2 separate regions of the Homo sapiens genome follow, and region 1 is linked to region 2. The links are chromatin loops, found by intact Hi-C in ENCODE. Cell type or tissue: natural killer cell. All regions are shown on one strand. Links, peaks and the distances in the headings refer to the core of each region. The heading gives the core; the rest is flanking DNA.

The links. A loop is a pair of places that touch in the nucleus more often than their neighbours do. Peaks named below come from ENCODE experiments on the same cell type or tissue, not always from the same donor. Only the 100,000 strongest peaks of a DNase experiment are listed, where the experiment ranks them.
Region 1: a loop joins it to region 2, with 21 times the contacts of the local background. A loop is called at or near these places in 10 of 110 quality-filtered maps.

The regions. Positions count from the first base shown.
Region 1 is chr2:191,160,433-191,168,924 of GRCh38, reverse strand. No RefSeq gene overlaps it. Among named protein-coding and RNA genes, the nearest start is that of STAT4, 14 kb to the right of the region's middle. In natural killer cell, for the core only: CTCF peaks have their summits at 3,471 and 3,670 (motif pointing left); a DNase peak (open chromatin) is centred at 3,634.
Region 2 is chr2:192,157,566-192,166,057 of GRCh38, reverse strand. The region is part of intron 4 of TMEFF2 (transmembrane protein with EGF like and two follistatin like domains 2); the gene reads left to right. Among named protein-coding and RNA genes, the nearest start is that of TMEFF2, 33 kb to the left of the region's middle. In natural killer cell, for the core only: a CTCF peak has its summit at 3,432 (motif pointing right); a DNase peak (open chromatin) is centred at 3,447; H3K27me3 peaks cover 227 bases.

The DNA of each region.
Region 1 (8,492 bases), core at 133-8,132, 1.0 Mb after region 2:
CTTCTATTATGACTCGGGAGATAACAAACTAATGTCCATCATTTTTATTTTATTTACTCCTAGTAAATTACCTTACAAAAATAAGGCATTTGATATGTATTTGGTGAATGAGTGAATGAATGAATAAAGAATGAAGAAATGATACTGTCACTGAGTGACAGTTCTTTGAATGATGGGCTCAGGTTCTCAAAGGAATTAAACAATCTTCACAGGCTCATGCCTGGAAATTCAATTTTTTAAGGAACAGAAAATGGCACAAAATCCTAGATGATATATTTTTTTTTTGAGATGGAGCCTTACTCTGTTGCCCAGGCTGTAGTGCAGTGGCATGATCTCGGCTCACTGCAACCTCCACCTCCCAGGTTCAAGCGATTCTCCTGCCTCAGCCTCCCCAGTAGCTGGAATTACAGGTGAGCACCATCACACCAGGCTAATTTTTAAAAAATTTTTTTTGGTAGACACGGGGTTTTACCATGTTGGCCAGGCTGGTCTCGAACCCCTGGCTGCAAGTGATCCACCTGCCTTGGCCTCCCAAAGTGCTGGGATTACAGGTTTGAGCCACCGCGCCTGACCCCTACATCATCTTATTATCTGGGCATTAGGCCCCTGGTTCCAGGTCTGTCCCCATCTCTGACCTCTACCTCCTTTGTTCCTGCTTTGAGACTCCAGTCTTGCCATGGTTTCTTAGGCTTAGCTCTGTATCTGTGCTCCCAGATACCTCTGGTCCCAGCTCTAATCCACAGATACAATTTACCTATCCTTTGTCAATAGATTAAATTGTTAGATTAGTCTGACGGGAAATGTTGTTCATGTGAAGTCAGTATCTTGTTCTATTCCCATTATTTATTCAGTGTGACAATTTTTTTCCCTTGCTATAAAAGTTGAGCTTAGAGGTCTTTAATTTTCAGAACTAAACCTTTTACCCTTTTATTACACAACCATTTTATGCTGGCTCTTTTCCCAGTGTCCTGGCACTTCCTTAGTTCCCCAAGAAACGCTAAAGAGTAACAGATGTAACCCAGCAAAGGCTTCAACCAATTCATCAAGTACTCTGTGAAGTAAGTCATACTCCTCATAAGTTTGAACACAGCTTCTTTATAACCACTCTACTGTTTGTCTGTTGCTCTCTTTCTGGGGTTCTCTGTCCTTCTCTCTAGTCCATAGTTTGGTACTATCTTTTTTTCTTTTTTTTTTTTCAGATGGAGTCTCCCTCTGTCACCCAGGCTGGAGTACAGTGGCATGATCTCGGCTCACTGCAACCTCCGCCTCCCGGGTTCAAGTGATCCTCTTGCCTCAGCCTCTCAAGTAGCTGGGATTACAGGCGCCTGCTACCGTGCCTGGCTAATGTATGTATTTTTAGTAGAGACGGGGTTTCACCGTGGTGGCCATGGTTGGCCAGGCTGTTCTTGAACTCCTGACCTCAGGTGATCTGCCTGCCTTTGCCTCCCAAAGTGCTGGGATTACAGGCATGAACCACCGTATCTGGCCCATAGTTTGGTACTATCTTACATTGTATTAATCAAGGGTACAAAGATATGACTAGATCTAGTGACATATGTGGGTTTTACTCAATAATGTCTTTTATAGACAAGGGAAGAGGCCACTGAAAGCTTCAGGCCTACATGGTTTTTACCGTACACAATTCCCAAAGAGAGAGAGTCAGAGAGACTGGGTCCTAACACCGGTCCAAAAGTATGAGTCACTGTAAGAATAAAGTGCTAGATTGAGACTTCTGGTTTCTTGACAACAAAGACCAAAGTGAAGTAGGTATCCAGCACCCATTCTGGATAATTTGTGTCTTACTCCCAGATATTATAAAATCCACTTTGAGAATTTGAATTAGCCATATATTTGAACATAAGAAGAAAATATATCCAGGAATAAGGTTATTATAAAGACCAAAACCCAGAGGTGAGAAACGAAGTGTTTCAGCTGTGCTATTGAATAAATTCCATCAGGTGAATAAATAAGCCTGAAACAATAGCCCTTTCTGAGCCAGGTTTTATACAATACAGTACACAGCAAAGGTGAGAGACTCTCCACAGGACGACTCTTTAGGACTTTTCTCCTGTGTTGGCCTTGTCTTGTCAAGGTGTTCTCAGTGGTAACAAGACCTTGGGTTTTGCACAGGCATCATTTACAAGAGTTAATTGCCTTCCACCAGATAGCATTTACTCCACTGGTTATCTCCAAAGGAAAGAGCAACACTGTGTTGGAAGCTCGTGTTTAAGGAATTAAGTAGGGCACAAGTACAGCCAACTAAAATAGATTCAATGCTCTGGCAGTATTGCAGAGAAGACAACAAAGTCAGTGTGGTTCCTACTACTTGGCCCGTTGCCTTAAATGAAGTGTTAGATTCCCTATCTGGAGATTCTGCCCTTTGCTGGAAAGACCAATTGACTGGATGATCTAATAATTTTGCCCCCTTTGCCAACCTGTATGTAATCCATTGTTATCATTATTAAGCAACATCCACTGGAATTCTCTGGGAATAGTATAGGAAGTTAGAAATACAAACAGAGGGAACGCAGCTTTCCCGTATGATGTCAGCTTCTGTTTTAGCCTAAATACTTTTAGAGGATATCCCATTTAAGCCAGACATCTTGTTTACAATGGGGCAGTATTGCAGAGTGTGGGTGAGAGGACAATGCACTCACAGTACAAGCTACCACTGTGCAGTTGGTTCTGTCAAAGTCTCATGTTACAGCTGATTAACTGGCTGCTTCTGACAGGGCCAAACATGACAAGCTTCTCCATTCTGAGAGAATCTGCAGACTGAATGCCATCTAAAAGGGAGCCTAAATAGATAGCTCTTTGATACATTACCATGGATCTTTTTGTCCCTGATTTTTATTAATCTTTTATATATATAGCAGCACTTGATATAGATGACTACTGCCCTTGTGATTTCCTCGTGGATTTTTCTAAACCTTGAAGCAATGAGGAAGTGAATACAGAGTTTATGCCTTTGTATGGGAAATGAATTGGATTATTAGAGAAAATTCTCTGGAAAACCAACCAGCAAGCAGTCATGGCTCTAGAATTTCTATAAAGGAGTTAAACGGGGCAACTTATTGGGACAGCCAGGGAATTTGTCTTAAAGTTGTATAGCAAAGAAACCACCTTTACCTAGATAATATGGGGTGGTAGGGTGGATTTTGGAGACAGGCAAGAGACCTCTGAGCCATCTCTTGTCATCACCACCCTGTGTAAGTTTGACATACCTAAATACCTAAGGAACAAAGGCTTTATCTAAATTGTAAGTAAATACTCAGGTATGAATCTGACCAATGTCACCATTCAGGTACTCAGGTTAAACAAAGCCAAGAATAAATCCTCACAATCCTTTCACATGAGTACTATTGCTTGCATCCTCTCTCCTTCTTCCACATCCATCCTGGTGTAAAGTAAGACTGATACACTTGCGATAGCCATAGAGCAAGTTGGTAGGGGTCTAGTTTATTAATCCTATAAACCTTGTGACATCTCAGGACAAGTGATTACACAATCACAGATGCCAAAAGGCTAGAGACTAATACTGGTCTTGTTTAAATGTGAAAGGCACTCTCTTATAGTAAACTCAAAAGAAGCTTCGGTTTTTAGTTGGCTTTCACGTGAGAATAGTGCCCTCTGGTGCTTTTTAAAGTTCCTGCCTCCAGAACTGGCTAAGGAAAAGAAGTCCTTTGCAATTTGACCAACATTAACAATTTATGCAAAAGGACTGACTATCGTTCAAATAGCGCTTTCCTTTTCCATTTTAAAACTGTGTTCTTTGTTGTAAGACTATTCACCATTGCTCTCATCTAGCATAAAACAGAGAATTTGTACTCCACCCAGAAAGATGGAAGCAGTAGTCAAATGGAAAACATGCATTTATTCCAGCTCATCAACAATGATGTGACTCTGTGAAGCCAAACAATTCTCAAGAGAAAGATGATGCCAACCCTTCATTTTTAAGACTGAGTTCATTATTTTTACACTGATTTGGCTCTCTGTTTGTCTGTAATTGGTGTATAGGAATGCTTGTGATTTTTGCACACTGATTTTGTATCTTGAGACTTTGCTGAAGTTGCTTATCAGCTTAAGGAGATTTTGGGCTGAGACGATGGGGTTTTCTAAATATACAATCATGTCATCTGCAAACAGGGACAATTTGACTTCCTCGTTTGCTAATTGAATACCCTTGATTTCTTTCTCTTGCCTGATTGCCCTGGCCAGAACTTCCAACACTATGTTGAATAGGAGTGGTGAGAGAGGGCATCCCTGTCTTGTACTGGTTTTCAAAGGGATTGCTTCCAGTTTTTCCCCATTTAGTATGATATTGGTTGTGGGTTTGTCACAAATAGCTCTTATTATTTTGACATACGTTCCATCAATACCTAGTTTGTTGAGAGTTTATCACATGAAGGCCTGGGGAATTTTGTCAAAGGCCTTTTCTGCATCTATTGAGATAGTCATGTGGTTTTTGTCATTGGTTCTGTTTATGTGATGGATTACGTTTATTGATTTGCTTATGTTGAACCAGCCTTGCATCCCAGGGATGAAGCCGACTTGATCGTGGTGGATAAGCTTTTCGATGTGCTGCTGGATTCAGTTTGCCAGTATTTTATTGAGGATTTTCACATCGATGTTCATCAGGGATATTGGTCTAAAATTCTCTTTTTTTGTCTCTTCCAGGCTTTGGTATCAGGATGGTGCTGGCCTCATAAAATTAGTTAGGCAGGATTCCTTCTTTTTCTATTGATTGGAATAGTTTCAGAAGGAATGGTACCAGCTCCTCTTTGGACCTCTAGTAGAATTTGTCTATAAATCCGTCTGGTCCTCGACTTTTTTCAGTTGGTAGGCTATTAATTATTGCCTCAATTTCAGAGCCTGTTATTGGTCTATTCAAGGATTCAACTTCTTCCTGGTTTAGTCTTGGGAAGGTGTATGTGTCCAGTAATTTATCCATTTCTTCTAGATTTTCTAGTTTATTTGTGTAGAGGTGTTTATAGCATTCTCTGATGGTAGTTCACATTTCTGTGGGATCGGTGGTGATATCCCCTTTATCGTTTTTTATTGCATCTGCTTGATTCTTCTCTCTTTTCTTCTATGTTAGTCTTGCTAGCAGTCTATCAATTTTGTTGATCTTTTCAAAAAACCAGCTCCTGGATTCATTGATTTTTTGAAGGGTTTTTTGTGTCTCTATCTCCTTCAGTTCTTCTCTGATCTTAGTTATTTCTTGCCTTCTGCTAGCTTTTGAATTTGTTTGCTCTTGCTTCTCCAGTTCTTTTAATTGTGATGTTAGGGTGTCAATTTTAGATCTTTCCTGCTTTCTCTTGTGGGCATTTAGTGCTATAGATTTCCCTCTACACACTGCTTTAAATGTGTCCCAGAGATTCTGGTATGTTGTGTCTTTTTTCTCATTGGTTTCAAAGAACATCTTTATTTCTGCCTTCATTTCGTTATTCACCCAGTAGTCATTCAGAAGCAGGTTGTTCAGTTTCCATGTAGTTGTGCAGTTTTGAGTGAGTTTCTTAATTTGAGTTCTAATCTGATTGCACTGTGGCCTGAGAGAGTTTGTTGTGATTTCTGTTCTTTTACATTTGCTGAGGAGTGCTTTACTTCCAACTATGTGGTCAATTTTAGAATAAGTGTGATGCGGTGCTGAGAAGAATGTATATTCTGTTGATTTGGGGTGGAGAGTTCTGTAGATGCCTGTTAGGTCCACTTGGTGAAGAGCTGAGTTCAAGTCCTGGATATCCTTGTTAACCTCTGTCTCATTGATCTGTCTAATATTGACAGTGGGGTATTAAAGTCTCCCATTATTATTGTGTGGGAGTCTAAGTCTCCTTGTAGGTCTCTAAGGACTTGCTTTATGAATCTGGGTGCTCCTGTATTGGGTGCATATATATTTAGGATAGTTAGCTCTTCTTGTTGAATTGATCCCTTTACGATTGTGTAATGGCCTTCTTTGTCTCTTTTGATCTTTGTTGGTTTAAAGTCTGTTTTAGCAGAGACTAGGATTGCAAACCCTGCTTTTTTTTTGCTTTCCATTTGCTTGGTAGATCTTCCTCCATCCCTTTATTTTGAGCCTATGTGTGTCTCTGCACGTGAGATGGGTCTCCTGAATACAGTGCACTGATGGGTCTTGACTCTTTATCCGATTTGCCAGTCTGTGTCTTTTAATTGTGGCATTTAGCCCATTTACATTTAAGGTTAATATTGTTATGTGTTAATTTGATCCTGTCATTATGATGTTAGCTGGTTATTTTGCCCGTTAATTGATGCAGTTTCTTCCTAGCATCGATGGTCTTTACAATTTAGCATGTTTTTGCAGTGGTTGGTACCAGTTGTTCCTTTCCATGTTTAGTGCTTCCTTCAGGAGCTCTTGTAAGGCAGGCCTGGTGGTGACAAAATCTCTCAGGATTTGCTTGTCTGTAAAGGATTTTATTTCTCCTTCACTTATGAAGCTTAGTTTGGCTGGATATGAAATTCTGGGTTGAAAATTTTTTCTTTAAGAATGTTGAATATTGGCCCCCATTCTCTTCTGGCTTGTAGGGTTTCTGCCGAGAGATCCACTGTTAGTCTGATGGGCTTCCCTTTGTGGGTAACCCGACCTTTCTCTCTGGCTGCCCTTAATATTTTTTCCTTCATTTCTACCTTGCTGAATCTGAAAATTATGTGTCTTGGGGTTGCTCTTGTCAAGGAGTATCTTTGTGGTGTTCTCTGTATTTCCTAAATTTGAATGTTGGCCTTCCTTGCTAGATTGCGGAAGTTCTCCTGGATAATATCCTGAAGAGTATTTTCAAACTTGGTTCCATTCTCCCCGTCACTTTCAGGTACACCAATCAAACATAGATTTGGTCTTTCCACATAGTCCCATATTTCTTGGAGGCTTTGTTCGTTTCTTTTTACTCTTTTTTCTCTAACCTTGTCTTCTCGCTTTATTTCATTAATACGATCTTCAATTACTGATATCCTTTCTTCCACTTTATCGAATGGGCTATTGAAGCTTGTGCATGCATCATGAAGTTCTCCTGCCATGGTTTTCAGCTCCTTCAGGTTATTTAAGGTCTTCTCCACACTGTTTATTCTAGTTAGCCTTTTGCCTAACCTTTTTGCAAGGTTTTTAGCTTCTTTGCAATGGGTTCAAATATCCTCCTTTAGCTCAGAGAACTTTCTTATTACTGACCTTCTGAAGCCTACTTCTGTCAACTCATCAAAGTCATTCTCCATCCAGCTTTGTTCCCTTGCTGGAGAGGAGCTGCGATCCTTTGTAGGAGAAGAGGCACTCAGGTTTTTAGAATTCTCAGCTTTTCTGCTCTGGTTTCTCCCCATCTTTGTGGTTTTATCTACCTTTGGTCTTTGATGTTGGTGACCTACAGATGGGGTTTTGGTGTGGATGTCCTTTTTGTTGATGTTGATGCTATTCCTTTCTCTTCGTTAGTTTTCCTTCTCACAGTCAGGTCCCTCAGGTGCAGGTCTGTTGGAGTTTGCTGCAGGTCCACTCCAGACCCTGTTTGCCTGGGTATCACCAGCGGAGGCTGAAGAACAGCAAATATTGCAGAACAGACACTTTTGCTGCCTGATCCTTCCTCTGGAAGCTTCATCCCAGAGGGGCACCCATCTGTATGAGGTGTCTATCAGCCCCTACTGGGAGGTGTCTCCCAGTTAGGCTACACAGGGTTCAGGGACCCACTTGAGGAGGCAGTCTGTCCGTTCTCAGAGCTCAAACGCCATGCTGGGAGAACCACTGCTCTCTTCAGAGCTGTCAGACAGGGATGTTTAAGTCTGCAGAAGTTTCTGCTGCCTTTTGTTCAGCTATGCCCTGCCCATAGTGGTGGAGTCTATAGAGGCAGAGGCCTTGCTGAGCTGTGGTGGGCTTTGCTCAGTTTGAGCTTCCCAGCCGCTTTGTTTACCTACTCAAGCCTCAGCAATGGTGGGCGCCCCTCCCCTTGCCAGGCTGTTGCCTTGCAGGTCGATCTCAGACTGCTGTGCTAGCAATGAGCAAGGCTCTGTGGGTGTGGGACCTGCTGAGCCAGGCATGGGAGAGAATCTCCTGGTCTGCCAGTTGCTAAGACCATGGGCAAAGCGCAGTATTTGAGCTAGAGTGTCCCATTTTTCCAAGTACAGTTTGTTACAGCTTCCCTTGGCTAGGAAAAGGAAATCCCCTGACCCCTTGCACTTCCTGGGTGAGGCAACGCCCCACCCTGCTTCGGCTTGTCCTCTGTGGGCTGCACCCACTGTCCAACCAGTCCCAATGAGATGAACCTGTACCTCAGTTGGAAATGCAGAAATCACCCGTCTTCTGCATCCATCACGCTGGGAGCTATAGACCGGAGCTGTTCCTATGCTGCCTCATCCTTTTAAAAAGATCAAACTGCTGAATGATAAGAGGGGTGAAAGTAACTGTTCGGATTCACATCCTCCAAAGTACTTACATTCACCCACCTGGCTCTAAAGAGTAATATTTGGTTTAGTTCTCCTCTTCCTCCCTCTTCCCTTTCTTT
Region 2 (8,492 bases), core at 338-8,337:
GGTGCCTTTTCCTTCACCTGCAAACAGTCATAAAAGGCAAGCCCATTTCAGTGAACACCCGAGGACTGGGCAAATGAATGTATGAAAGGGGATCTACTACACTGAATAATGTTTCAAAAACTGTATTTGTTTCAACTAATTCTGAATTTTTTCTAAATTCAGAGATATTTGTCTAACTTCCTCTAAGTAGTTTTCACCTCTAAATATCTGAGAATTAAAAAGTATGATTTCTGACATTTCTAGCACACAGTATCTACTGCTAATGCTGAGGGAGCATTCTTTTTGACAAAGTCTCTAATTTTTTTTTTTTTTTACCTCGGAGACAAGACTATGCAAAAGAAAAATGCAGTAGTTGCCTACTGTTCCCTGGGGTTATTGGAGAGGAAAGGGAGTGGATGGGAAAGTACTTCAAATAGTATATTACTTTTAGGTATGCTGCTTTCAAAGGGGGTAATTATAGAAACACTGACAAAGACACATCACTGTTGTTTTACAAATTTTATGTGTGTGTGTATTTGTATGACTCACAAAAGTTCATACAGCTTATCTTCTCCCATAATTGATAAGCCCAGTATAACACTCTAGAGACTAAACTATCTTGTTTTAATATACTTATAATGAGTACGTACTATGTGTCAGGCATTTTATAGCCATATGTTAAGTACTTGCTGTAACTCTTCAAGAAAGACATATCACCTCCATTTCTGGGTGAAGAAAATAAGAGACACAGATATTAAGTTATTTATGCAACATCAGGTAGTGTTAGTGGCAAAGCCAGGATTTACACCCAGGCTCCTGGACCTCCAAAGTTTCCCTTTTCTCCACTGTCTTTATGTGTAGTCTGTTATTTTTTAAAGTCAAGGATTTATAACAGAAAATTATAAACTTTCATATTAAAATATGTTAAATATGTTATTTTGGTTAAAAGTAAGGTGTTTCTATTAAGGAGAAATACGGCACTAGTCATAGAAACATCTGTGCTATTTGTTTTGTGTGATGTGTCTTTGGCTTGCTAGTCTCCTGCACATGCAAGTATGTGTGCACAGGTACACACACACACACACACACACACACACACAGTTTTTATTCAGAGTATTCATTCTGCTAGTATGTATTAATAACTTTTATATATTGCTATATTTGTACTCTGAGCATTGATAACATAGCATAATATTATTATACTCTGTGCCAACCATATTTTAGATGCTAGAGATACAGATAAAGTCCCAATTCACAGGAAGCTTAATTCAGAAGAGAAAAAACAGACATGAACCATGCAAATAAATAAGCAAAAACATTTCAGAGTGTGGTTACTTTTTTTTTTTTTTTTTGAGACGAAGTCTCGCTATGTCACCAGGCTGGAGTGCGGTGGCATGATCTTGGCTCACTGCAACCTCCACCTCCCATGTTCAAGCGATTCTCCTGCCTCAGCCTCCTGAGTAGCTGGGATTGCAGGCACATACCACCACGCCCAGCTAATTTTTGTATTTTTAGTAGAGACGGGGTTTCACTATGTTGGCCAGGATGGTCTTGATCTCCTGACCTCGTGATCCACCTGCCTCAGCCTCCCAAAGTGCTGGGATTACAGGCATGAGCCACCGCGCCTGGCCTGTAATTACTTTTAAGAAAGTAAAACAGTGATGTTATGCAAAGTTACTAGGTTTTGTGGTAAGAGTGAGATTTTCACTGAAGCCTTAAGTAGTAGAAAGAACAAGGTACACAAAGATCAGAGGCAGGGCATTCGGAGCAAAGGGAAGAGCACAGGCCAATGCCCTAAGGGATGCCTTAGTGAAATCCAGAAATAGAAGGAAGGTAAGTGCAGCCCGAGCATAGTGAATGAGCAGGAAAGTGGTAGAAGAGGAGAGTAGGGAAGTGGTAAGGAATTTGGAATTTATTCATTGCATCATGGAAAGCCTTTGGAAGACAGTAATATAATCCGGTTTATATTTTCAAAAGATTGCTCTGGCATCTGTGTGGAGAATGAATTGTAGATGAGGCAAGAGTAGGTGCAAAGAAAGCAATAAAAAGATTATTATAGTGGAGCAGGCAAAGAGGATCCTGACCTGAATAATATGGTGGCAACAAAGGTGGTGAGAAGGTGACAGATGTCCTGGGGGCCATGTCTATCCTCATTATTTCCCATTCCTTTCTATATTGTTATTGGTGTGAACAAAAATGTTACATGCCAACGCAAAGAAGGATATGGAAAAGGGAAGAAAAAGAAATAACCCCATCACGTCATTTAGCACTCGCCAAGTTCTCCATGCCCATTTAACATAAATGAATGTGTAGGTTTACTTTTAAGACATGAAAATGTGTCATAAAAAGCATTATTTTAAAAACCAAAGCCCATGCATTGAGCCTACTATATTCATCTAAAGTAATTTTCTCAGACTTTCAAGAGAGAAACAGATTGATGTACTTTTGGGGTTGTTAACTAGTGGCTTTTCAATAAAGCCTGAGTATATTGATGATTTTGTTTTTCACTTACCTTTTAAAATTTATACAATTTAAGTACCATCACTGGTATGGCAGTAAAAAATAAAATATAAAAATAGACAGCTCCATAATTTGGCCTTTAAATGGCTTCACATATTTATATTCTATGTAGGATATGTAACAGATTGTGACAACAGAATCAGATATAATCAAATTGCAGCCTTACAAATATAGCAAATATCATGAAACAGCTCCCTTCTGCTGACTCAAAGAGTGGGAGTTTCATTTCTTTCATTATATTTTTTCTGTAACAGCTTATCACTAGCAACACCTTTGGAGCATTTCTCCTTCTTTGTCAATGTAAATGTCCACACAATAGCGCTTTACCTATATTTGCCATCAATTTTCTCACATTGGATTTTCTACTCTGGAGACAACTAATTTGAGTAACTGGAAATATAAAGCCTATGGCTTCCACCTTCAGTTTCCCAGTTCACAGAGCAATATAGAAAGTCACTTCCAGATGCAGAAAGCCCAAGGCCCACCCATAGACTTTGTTCAGCCTCCGTGGTGCTCCTTAGCTTATTTCTCTAAAGCCTGCAGATTTTCATATGTGGTATTTGGGGAAAATCTTATTATCAATATATAAGCATCACTACAATTAAGCTCTGCTTGTTGTGATGTCTGAATATCAATAAGGACTCCAGTTCATCCTGAGAGTGACAGCCATTTAATTCACTCTGCCTGTCTAATCTTGGGCAAGGATTTAAAAGATGCTGTCAAATATTTGTAAACATGTCGTGCATTTTTCTTTCACAGAGATTCTTTTAAAGTGAGAAGAGTTATTTTCTGTTTTGTCTTGGATTATTGTTTGGTTTTTAAAAGCTCATTTAGCTTTTCCTCTTCTTTAATAGTAAATTGCAATTTTTTTTCCCCCTAAGACTCACAGGAGCTATCCTTCACTGTATTCATGAAGTGGGAGTAGTGCTGTACCAGTAGGGGGCGCTCATATCATACCTATTTTGTGGGTTGGCGAAAAGTAAATTTTGTAGGTTTGTGTAGTTAAGGGTGGAGCTATTTTAACTCTAAAGCCAACAAAGATTATGAGTTGGAATAGAAGTTATTTCCCCCTGTTGAAAAGTTAAACTTTGCTAAAGTTGTAAATCTTCACTATGGTACGAGTTTAAGTGGCTTTTGGTTAATGAAACTGCATGCTGTGGTTGATGTTTTCAGATAGCTTAATGTGGAGAATTTAAAACATATTAAAAGACTTTTTTCCTGATAGGTATTATCAAATTTTTTAATCCATAAATAACAGACACAGCACACTCACCCCTGATTTTAAGGGGTTTCTCATATTTGTTTCATGGCTGTAATTTCATGTAAACATGGCTGATGGTGATGTGAGTAGCAATGGACATAGAGTTCAACTTGTTTTTCTGGTAAGTGTCTCCTAAGTAAGTTTACTTTGGGGTCATTTGCCTTCTTCATTACATTGGCATCAAGTGTAGTCCCAAAGGCATCAAGATCATGATTAGCTAACTTTCACCAACATCAGTAAGGAAGCAGCCTGAGGCATCCTTCTATTCCTTTTTCTTCTTCAAGGTTGTTATGTTTGTCCTTTGAGTTGTCAGCACCCTTCAAAACGCTCTCTGTAATTTTAGAACCTTTAATATGGTGAACATCAAGCATCTCATCATGCCAAATGTAATTTTCCACACCCCCAGCATTTAATGTGTTCACAGGAAATGAAAAAAGAATCACACTTCCTCTCTTTGCTTGTTCCTTATGCTTTATCGAACACCATTTTAATGCCAGGCACAGAGTGAGAGACCAGAGATTAAAAAATAAAAGATGAACAGGGCTTATCACTGCCCACAACAAACTCATGATCTAGGCAACACATTATTTTGTGTACTGGGGAAAGGATGGCTCCAAAGCCTGTTTTCTTTAACAGAAGAAAAGGACACAGTTGTCTCCAGACTGGTCCACATGTTTAACTTTCACATCGTTCCTGACTCAAGCAAGTTGACTAATTGCTTACACTATACATCCCAAAATTGAAAGTCTTTAAATTTGGAAGTGCATTATGCCTGCCTTTAGATGGACATGGCTTATGGATTCACTTATGTCATACAATTTTCTTGCAAACTACTATGCTGTTTCAGGCCGGTGAGGTGGCTCATGCCTGTAATCCCAACACTTTGGGAGGCCGAGGAGGGCAGACCACTTGAAGTCAGGAGTTCAAGACCAGCCTGGCCAACATGGTGAAACCCTGCTAATGAAAACACAAAAATTAGCTCTGCATGGTGGTGGGTGCCTGTAATCCCAGCTACTAGGGAGAATCGCTTGAACACGGAAGGCGGAGGTTGCACTGAGCCAAGATCACGCCACTGTACTCCAGCCTGGGTGACAGAGCAAGACCCTGTCTCAAAAAAATAAAAATAAATTAATATGCTGTTTCATAGGTTGAATCTGCTTGGACGCTGGTATGCAAACGGGAGGGGGCAAGGGGAGAGGAATAGGAGATGACATGGGAAGATGAGACTGGGAGACGGTAAAGTGTCCCCACTTCCTTAGGGTGAGCTCCACAACTGTCTAGCAATTCTCTAGCAATAAAATGGCTGTCCTAAGATTGATAAGCCTTTAGCGTGGCAGAGTGATGACTCTAGACTCTCGGATTTAAAGATCTCTTTACTTCACACAAGGTCTCTTTTTCTCCTCTCTTTCCTCTACATAAACTTTCTTCTCTGTCAGCATTACTGCTGCCTATTGCATCCAGTTTACTATAATGCATAATTACCATGCCATCATTGCTGCTGCAAATGCCTTTTTCTCTGTTCTTTCTGCACATCCTTTTCCATTTATCTTATATTTCCTGTTTTGGAAATGTAAGATACATCTATATACATCATGGTGCCTTTGTAATGTTAAATGTATTTTTTTCTAAAGAAGGTCCCCTAAATTGCAAAAGCTCAGGCTCCACAGAGACTTAGATCAGTCTCTCCCCATGGGTTTTAATATTCAAATCTTTGGCTCACCTTCCAGTTGCCTTGTTGTTTTTGTTGCTGCTGCTGCTTTTGTGTTATGATTCTGTAGGTAAATTGTTTGTAGGGCTTGTTCTTTTCTTAATGAATATTTTTAATATCTTTTTTTCTCCCAGGCAGTTTCTTAGTCCAGAGTTGTGCCAGAAGCCAAATTTTCTAATAGAGCTTAATGGATTCTTCGACAATTCTTGTAAAATATGGTATCTTAAACATCTATCACTAAAGTGGATATTACAGTACAGATATTGCAAAAATGTGTTTAACAGGGTACATAGAATTTCTGCCAAACCAAATGTTGATACACAGTATTAATAGGACTCACCCAGCAACTTATATTTCAGCCTTCACATTGACTTTGATACCAAATTCTTTTTGAAATCTATTGAGTACTCTCTCAATTTCACCCAACTTGGCCTCCCCTCCCCAAACACACATATTTGCTCCACCTAAGAGGCCTAAGTCTCTCAAAATTTTAGAAGGCAGTCAAACAAGATGCCCTTTTTCCAGGCAGTAATATCACAATAGAAAACATCTTCTGAATACTAAACCTCTGGCAGCAATAGAGTCTATTCATTTCGTTGCCAAAGGAAATGGTAACCCAGTAATTATCACTGGCCCTATTACTTCTTCTCATTAGCCCTTGTCTCACACAAAGCAGAAGTTCAAGTTCTTGGTTCAGACTTTGAGATTTCCAAAGAACTGGTTTGGCAAATGACTTTTATTTCTTGATCAACATTTTGTGTATCAGGCCCCTATTCAGGTTCTGCAACTAGAGAAGTGAACAGACAATATTTGTGCTAGCATGGCAATAAGTTTTGCTGAAGCAGGGCAATGAGGTGGGAAATATTAAGGGATGGAAGAAGACTGTTTAATTATCTAGAACACTTCCTTGAAATAGATTAACAAGCTTTCAATACCAAGCAGTTAGGGTAAGCCATTGCTCAAAGGGACTACTATGACAGTTTTTTGTATTACCAAATTTTATTAGATGTTAAGTCCATACAGAGGTTGAACTATATACAATGGCAGTAAACTGAATATGAAGTCATTAAAAATTAAGTTTCATGCTATTCTTTTGGGTGTCATGACAGTAGCAAAACTAGCGCATTCAGTTCCCAGAATCACAGCTTCATCATAAAGATGAGTCATGTTGAACTAAAGGGACTATATTTTAATGAGCCAATCTGGTTACTGTAGCTCATCTATGCTCAGCAGCAGACTGCCTGGGGAACAGGAGACAATCTATTTGTCAAATGAAGAATTAGTCCCTGATGCTATCCTTCGGCCTTGATCCCCCCCTCAACACTCTCCTCTCTGTTCCTTCTTGTATAAAGTCTTGCCTTGGGGGTTTCCCTTAACTACAAATAACGGTAGCATAAAACAATCTGCATTGTGCCTGCGATTCCCCATTTAGCATTTGTTGACAAATAAGAGTCATCAAATATTTATTATTTATCTACAATGCTTTTAGCACTGTGGGGTTACAAAATAATCTTTATAGAATAATCTCTTGGCCTTGAGGAGGAGTTTCTAGTCCTTTGAGAGAGTGAAAACCTCCATACATGGAACTTCAGATCAGAAGGTATGGTCTGTAGTCATTCAGAAAAAAATGATCGCTCGACCCTATGTTAGGTAGTCAATAGGGAGAACCTTAGAAAGGAGTTGGGACATGAGTTAAACATTAAAGAATAGTTTAGGTGTTGAATAATTTGGCATTTTTATCATTTTCCGATTTGCTCTCTTTTTAAATTCATGTACTAAAGATTTCCTATTGACAAGCATACGATGCACAATTATTTTTATTCCTGATTTCAGTGGATCATTCTGTGAGTTGCTGTGGTTGTTTTTCTAGCTTTAGGAGAGGATTAATACCTTGAATCCTTACTTGTAAGTCTCACCAGCACTAGAGGTTTTAAAGTGTGGAGTAATAACATCTAATGTAAGGGAACTAGAGTGGAGACAAAAACATAGGGGAAATGCTAATTTTCAGTAGTCAGTGTAACCATGGGTAATTTTTACATGGGTTTGTGATATTCTGATGTAAATGCTTTAAAGTAGATTTTGAATATATTATTTTCTACTGAATATCGCATAGTGTTATTTTAAAATTTATTAGGAAATACCAACTCTGTGCCAAGTAATGAACATTACTGATGGCTAAAATGCTTGGCTAGCATCAGATCTGTCTAGCTTTATTAAAAATAATAAATCTAGATTTACAAAGTTCTTGACACACAATATATCAGAGATATAATCTCAAAAATGTATATCCAAATAAGTTCTGTCCTTTAAATTTGGTCCTCTATGAAATGATAATCATATCTGAACAGTAATACCATCATTCCATAGATTTTTTAAGTCTGTGTTTCAGTCTTTCTTAAAGTGCCAGTAGACGGCTGTACAGATAAATTTCTTACATTATTGTGAAATTCACATTTTTATGAAGATGGTATTGCCCCTGCTTGATCATCTGCTTCATAAATTCACATAACAAACATTTTGCATGGTACTCATACTGTGCCAGGGAGGCAAAAATAAATTTGGCGTGGATCCTGCCTCTAAGGATTGTACCACTGGTAGACTAAAACAGGTAAGAACTTGGCAAACGAACAAGGAAAAGGCCATTTGAGATAAAGGAAACGCACATGAAGACATGGAAGTGCGGAACAGCATGGCATTTTCAGGGAACAACAGATGGTTTGGCATGACTAGAATATGAAATGCAAGGAGAGAAAGGGTGCAGGTGATGCTTTAAAAAGTCATTTTAAGCTAGACAATGAAGATTTTTTAACACTTAAAATAATTTCCTATTATCAAAGATTTTATCTTTTTTACCATAGCCTGGAATAAAGTTATAGTGGGCTTTTCAGGTATACTTTTATTAAAATTTGAGGGAATAGGGACGGTAGAAACAAATAAATAAGCTTAGAAGTGCCATACGTGGTGTCAAAGTGATGTCTTGCTTTCACATTAAAAATAAATATATATTTACAAACTTCTTGACAT